2 separate regions of the Homo sapiens genome follow, and region 1 is linked to region 2. A link is a contact called in ENCODE Hi-C data. All regions are on one chromosome and are shown on one strand. The core of a region is the stretch at or near the end of the contact, and the rest is flanking DNA. Distances in the headings are between cores, read along the strand shown.

The links. Hi-C counts contacts between places; a loop is a spot of excess contacts on that map. Pooled maps may share reads with other maps.
Region 1: a map of HepG2 shows a loop between it and region 2 (2.2-fold over the local background). The contact joins the enhancer-like site here to the promoter of RFX6 in region 2. A Hi-C loop is called at or near these places in 7 of 168 maps with a recorded cell type or tissue (Caco-2, Calu3, HCT116 and 3 more) and 4 of 50 pooled maps.

The regions. Positions count from the first base shown.
Region 1 is chr6:117,198,705-117,201,514 of GRCh38, reverse strand. No RefSeq gene overlaps it. Among named protein-coding and RNA genes, the nearest start is that of VGLL2, 65 kb to the left of the region's middle. Within about 2 kb of position 1,299, at least 3 of the 41 ENCODE cell types and tissues checked have a DNase peak (open chromatin) inside an H3K27ac peak, as active enhancers do.
Region 2 is chr6:116,875,842-116,878,541 of GRCh38, reverse strand. It overlaps RFX6 (regulatory factor X6), which reads right to left and starts at 1,300. Exons shown (of 19, transcript NM_173560.4): 1 at 1,044-1,300; 2 at 590-746. The coding sequence starts at 1,266. RefSeq lists enhancers at 331-1,289, 1,290-2,249 and a promoter at 1,035-1,827.

The DNA of each region.
Region 1 (2,810 bases), core at 50-2,549, 320 kb before region 2:
ATCTCCATCTATTAGCCCATTAGCTAAGTGGTGATGCTGTTGGTCCTATTGGGTGGTTCACTGAATTAATCAGTCTGTGTAACAGATGTTCTTTTCTGGGTATGTGGTAGAGGGGTGTGACTTAGGTCTGTAATCAGAGATGGTTTCCCTACCTTCCATGTTTAAGTCACAATAAGGTACAGGTAAGAAGGAAAGATCATAGCATATCCATTTCTACCACTGCTGGAAAAAACTTCTTATAGCCAATGCCCCCTTTATACCAAGAGGAACCCAAGTCTGGTTTTCTAGATCCAATGTGAAACTCATATTTCCCCTTGAGTGGGACACAGTTAATACACCTTAAGAGTTTCCCCGGGGTAAATTTTTTTTATTAGAGTTCAGAACTTTAATTAAATCTTTAAATATGGTGGTTGGTTGTAATATATATTGATTCTTTGATTTTGGGAACTGTAGGTAGCTAATAACTGTTCAAAAAATCTTCAGAAAATAACTCAAAGATTTTATGCTGTATGAGGTCGCAGGCTTCTCTGTCTTTTCTGATAGAGACTGTTTCATTCTTATATGTTCCTTTTTAGGTATCCTAGAGAGTCAGTCATAGAAAAGACAAACACATTTATAAATGTGCTATTTTTATTTTTGGCTCTATAGACTACCTTAACATATGGCAAAGTTTCTATGAAAGAGGATATGAAGGCCCTAGAAAGTTGGGGAAACATGAACATATAGCCAAATTTAGATATCTTAAAAACAACAAGGTGTACTTACAAGCTTAAAAATAATTTTCTCAGTAAATCTACAAATAATAATCAAAAGGATGAGAGTGGGGAGTGTAGGAGTTCACTCTTTATAGATATTTATTTAAAAAGCCCTAATGAGAAAGTGTGAAACAAGAACAAGGAGCAATTTTCTACAGAGAGACAGAGAGAGAGAGAGAGAGAGAGAGAAATACTATGTGTTACATGCTGAGAGTGTCAAAGGACTGTAAAGATGTACCCATTTTAAAAGTTTTTAATGAAATCATATATCGAGGTGAACTACATTAAAATTTATTTTTCAACCATTCTAGAAATGATAGTCCAAGTTGGCATGTCAAGACTGGTAGGTCACGCACTATTCACTGTAGCTCAGATTGCTGGGAGTCACATCCTCCTTGTTAGTTTCAGGTGACAGCTCACTGTACAGGGGAGATCCACTTGTAGAGAAAGAGAGAAGAGGGATAGGAAGATTTAGCACTGCATTTTCACAGGGCAAGAAATTCCAACCTAGCTCCAATGTGTGTTGGCCCGTTGCCTGGGATCTTGTTAAACACATGACCATCACTCTTCTGCCTATTTCTGGCCTGGATTTGGAGCTTGGTGTCTAAGCAAACCCCACTGGAGCTAAAATTAGGCAGCCAAATTGTGACAAGACATACTTGTCTTCAATAAAGAAGAGACATCTATTTAAAAAAAATGGATGTATCCGTGGGTCAACGTAAGTCACACGCATCTTAGCAGACTGTTTTCATTATGCAGAAACAAAATTAAAATAGACCAGCTAACTAGACTGACTGCATTCTGGCCTTTAGCCATTTAATATTGCCAGAGTAGCCCAATTCTGTTGCTAATGGTCCTGTCTAGCTGTAGGAGAGTTTAAGGAGTAAAAGCAAAATAATGAACTATTGACATGAATGATGAAAAGCAGAGCAAACATATATAACCATATATTTTAGATGAATGTAATTTTATGATTTCAAAGTTTGGAGGCCTTTTATATCACAGGAGGAATGTGTTGGGGTTTGAGAATCAAGGCATTCTCTTTCATTTGACTGGTATCTTATAGAAGCGGAATTATCATTGAAATTATAGCAAAGGACAGTAACAACAATTCTTTATATTTGTGTGACATTTTTACCTTTTAAAATATTTTTACACTTATTTCTCAAACTTCTCACTAAATATCTTTTGACTGCCCACTTTATGGGTATTACCATAAATGGTATCGTGGGAGAAATCAGTGATGAATCAGAAATTTTTTCTCCCATCAAGGAGCATAGGATCTGTTTTTAGAGGCAAAAAATAAATGCAGGAAAAATTAAACAACCACAACAAAAGAATTCAATGGCAATTTGAGCTCATAGTAGAAGAGCTACTTAAAAAGTAGTAATGATTAACTGTTTAACTGCCACATGTCTTCCATAGAGGAATTTAGAGGAAAATAATCACTTCTGTTTTCATTGATTATGGAGGAAGGAGTTCCAAGAATATGTAGAGGTCCATGGAGATAATGATGCAAAGAAAACAGGGAGACTAGAAGAAAGGTTTCAGATAATGGTGGGTACATTCTTTTGATGGAAGCTTATGTAGGGAATTAGCTGTCTTCACACTGGATGTGTCTATAGCAGGTGTGCACCTTTATATTTACTTGAGAGATTAAGCCTTGCTAAGTCCAGAGGAAGCCTGAAGACACAGAGCCTGCTGTACCTCTGGAAGGAACTCGAGCCTGGGCAACCAGACTCAGGCTGCTACTCTTTCTATCACACAATACTTAAAATCACAGCCAAAACATAAATAAGCAAAAAACTAAATAGAATCAACTAAATAACCCCTCCCCTCCAAATGTAATCACTTCAGAATTAAAGGATCCATTCTTCCTGGTTATGGTAGGTTTATTCTTCCCTTTCAGTTATAGCCACGACCCATCCCATCTCTCTTGATGCCTTCAGAACTCAAATACAGTTTATGACGAGGTTTCTAGAATGGGCACCTTCCTGTAGATGACCAACACCTCCGTTACACAGGAACTTTCAGGCTGGAGATACTTCCTACCTG
Region 2 (2,700 bases), core at 51-2,550:
CCACAAAATCCAATTTGTAATATTTTATTATTATAAATCATATATGATAGATGGTATAAAAATAGTTGAACTTCTATTTAAGTTAGTATAGATATCTTAACCGATTTTTTCTATGTCTTCTACCTCAAACACAGTTCATCTTATGGAGTATACACTATTTTTAATTTGCCCTCTTTTGAATAAAGGCAGTGTTAAGATCCTTCCTCATTTTAAGTTGTTTTTAAGAATCATATTTTATAATCTCAAAAACTATCAAACAACAAATATGTAAGGACTGAACTGATTGCATATTAAGCCAGTAAGTCATAAAAACGTTCATTAATGCTTACATTTGAAGAAAATATGGTTTTAGTCAATAAGGAACAACGTAATGTGGTTTTCATTTGTATTGCAAATCCTTCACCAGTACTTGTATAAGTCTCTATACTAAAAATTCAGTGAAAAAAATTCTGGGTTAAATTCTAATTGGTTTTTTAAACTTTCCCAAAAAGTTTGAGGAAGAAGTAAATTGTGAAAATCAAAGATCCTGAAGACGCTGGCTGTTAAAACGTCAACAGGTGCTTCAGTGTACCCTGCGGGCGAGTCTCACCACTGCAGCGTGAGCTGTGTCTGCTTCTTTTTATCCTTCACAATCTGCGTGATGGTTTTCTTCTGAGACAGGTATTGATCCGCTGCTTTGGTTTTGCTGTCGTGGTTGTCGGCGTCCTCTTCTTCAGAGGAAAAGTTACCATTGTTTAAGTGCATTTCTGATTGCCAGTTGAAGGGATGATAAAGAAAAATAGAATATAAAATCAACTAAGTCGCCTTTAAGTGTACCTTAACTTCAAAGGAGTAGCCTACTGGGGTGGGGGCGGAGGGGAGGAAAGGGGGGCTATGCAAAATGTCAGGTCTCTACTTGACATTTTACTGAGGAAATACAAAGATTTGGACAGAACATTCTATATCTGCCTTATGTTTGTTCGGGATGCATTATTATTATTGGGTGCCCTTCTTAGAATACGTCCCCGTCCCCTTCCCAGCTCCGGATGCGGCAGAGCACTCACCTGATTTCACTGCCCCCGGCAGCTCCGGGTCTTCGCCTTTCTCCCCGCCGCCCTGCTCGCCCCCGGGCTGCCCTTCGGCCGCCAGGTACACTGTTTCTTCCGGATAGACTAGCAAGCCCTTGCCCAGGAGCTGCACACAGCAGTCTTCCTGGATCCCCGGGGACAGTTGGGGCGCAGGCTGCGCCTGCAGGAAGGTGTCTTCCAGCTCCGGGACCTTGGCCATCCTCCTGGCCGCCGGACACCTCCGCGCGCGCCGCTCGGCCGGTTCCCCAGCGGAGCCCCAGCCCGGGGCGGGGCGGGGCGGGGCTGGGACCCGGGGCCGCAGGGGCGGGGAAGGAGGCCGCAGGCTCCGGGGTGCCCTGGCTCAGCGCAGAAAGGACGCCGCGCACAGGTACAGCCCAGGCCGCCCGGGAGCCGCGGTGGGCCGCGGTGGGACTGCGTTTCTCCACCTGTCTGCGGTCCCGGCAGATGCTCCCGCGAAACTCACTTTCTCACCTGCGCCTGTCACGCCCTGGGCGCCCACAGCTTCCCCCTCCTTCCCGTTCTCTCAACCTGCGCTGGCCGGAGGACCGTTTTCACACTCAGAGCTCCCAGAAAGATCCCGGGAAGGCTCACTGTCTTCTGCAGGGAAAGTGCAGCTGTAACTGGCCCCATCCCTACTTTCAGGTACACTATTGGGGCACCTGGCCGCGCGGCGTGGACTCTGCACGCCTGGGACAGGGAAAAAGTACACCGGAGTACCGCTCAGTCTTTGCACAGCAGGGACCGGGCTTTTTATTCTGGGAACCTTCCGAGGGATTGGCGAGGGCTCTTCTCAGCATTTGAGGGAAGATCCCATCTCGTCACACACTGCTTTGCTCGAGGGTGCACAGTGGCCCGCACTCCTGGGTCTCCCAGCCCTGGAGGATCTGGCCTCAACCCCGAGAAAAGATTCTTTCTCTCCCATTTACCATTATTTTGTAATTTAAACGCGTCCCTGACGATTACTCATCTCATACCTAGCAGTACGGCAACGGACGTTTGCTTAAGTGAAAAATGAAATTGCGACCATCTTCCAACCCAAAATGGCAATCTCATGGGGGCAAACTATAATCTGTGCTCTCTTTAGACGGGAGCGGTCAGTGGAGACTTGGGATTGGTGTTACCTGACTGCCAGATCATCTTCCTTTCCTTCCACCTTCTGTTCTTTTGACAAATACGCCCAGTGTCTTTATATGTCCAGTGCTCTCCAACAAAAGCAAGGATTCTGCTTTGGATCACATTGCCTCATCACAACCTACAGCATGTCATCTTCTCTTGCAGCATTAGAGAGAGAAATCAGCCTTCGACTTTGACAATATTAAACTACATTACATTGAAATTTAACATAGAACAAACAAAATGGGATCCAAGGTGGTGGGTGGCTGAAGGGTGAATTATGGGAAGGAGCGATACAGTCTAAGTAATACAGCAAAAGCAGCTAAAATTATGAGTGGATTTGAATCTCCCCATTTTTAGTACCACTTGTTGGGAAAGGCAGCAACTCTTTGTCAAAGGTTTTCACCTTATCTGGTACCTCCAGCAGCTAGATCCAGGATGGGGCTACCCACCCCTCCACACTCCTAAAGTGGGTATACCCCTCCAGTGCTTCAGGACAACTTTGCCAGTTTTCTCTACC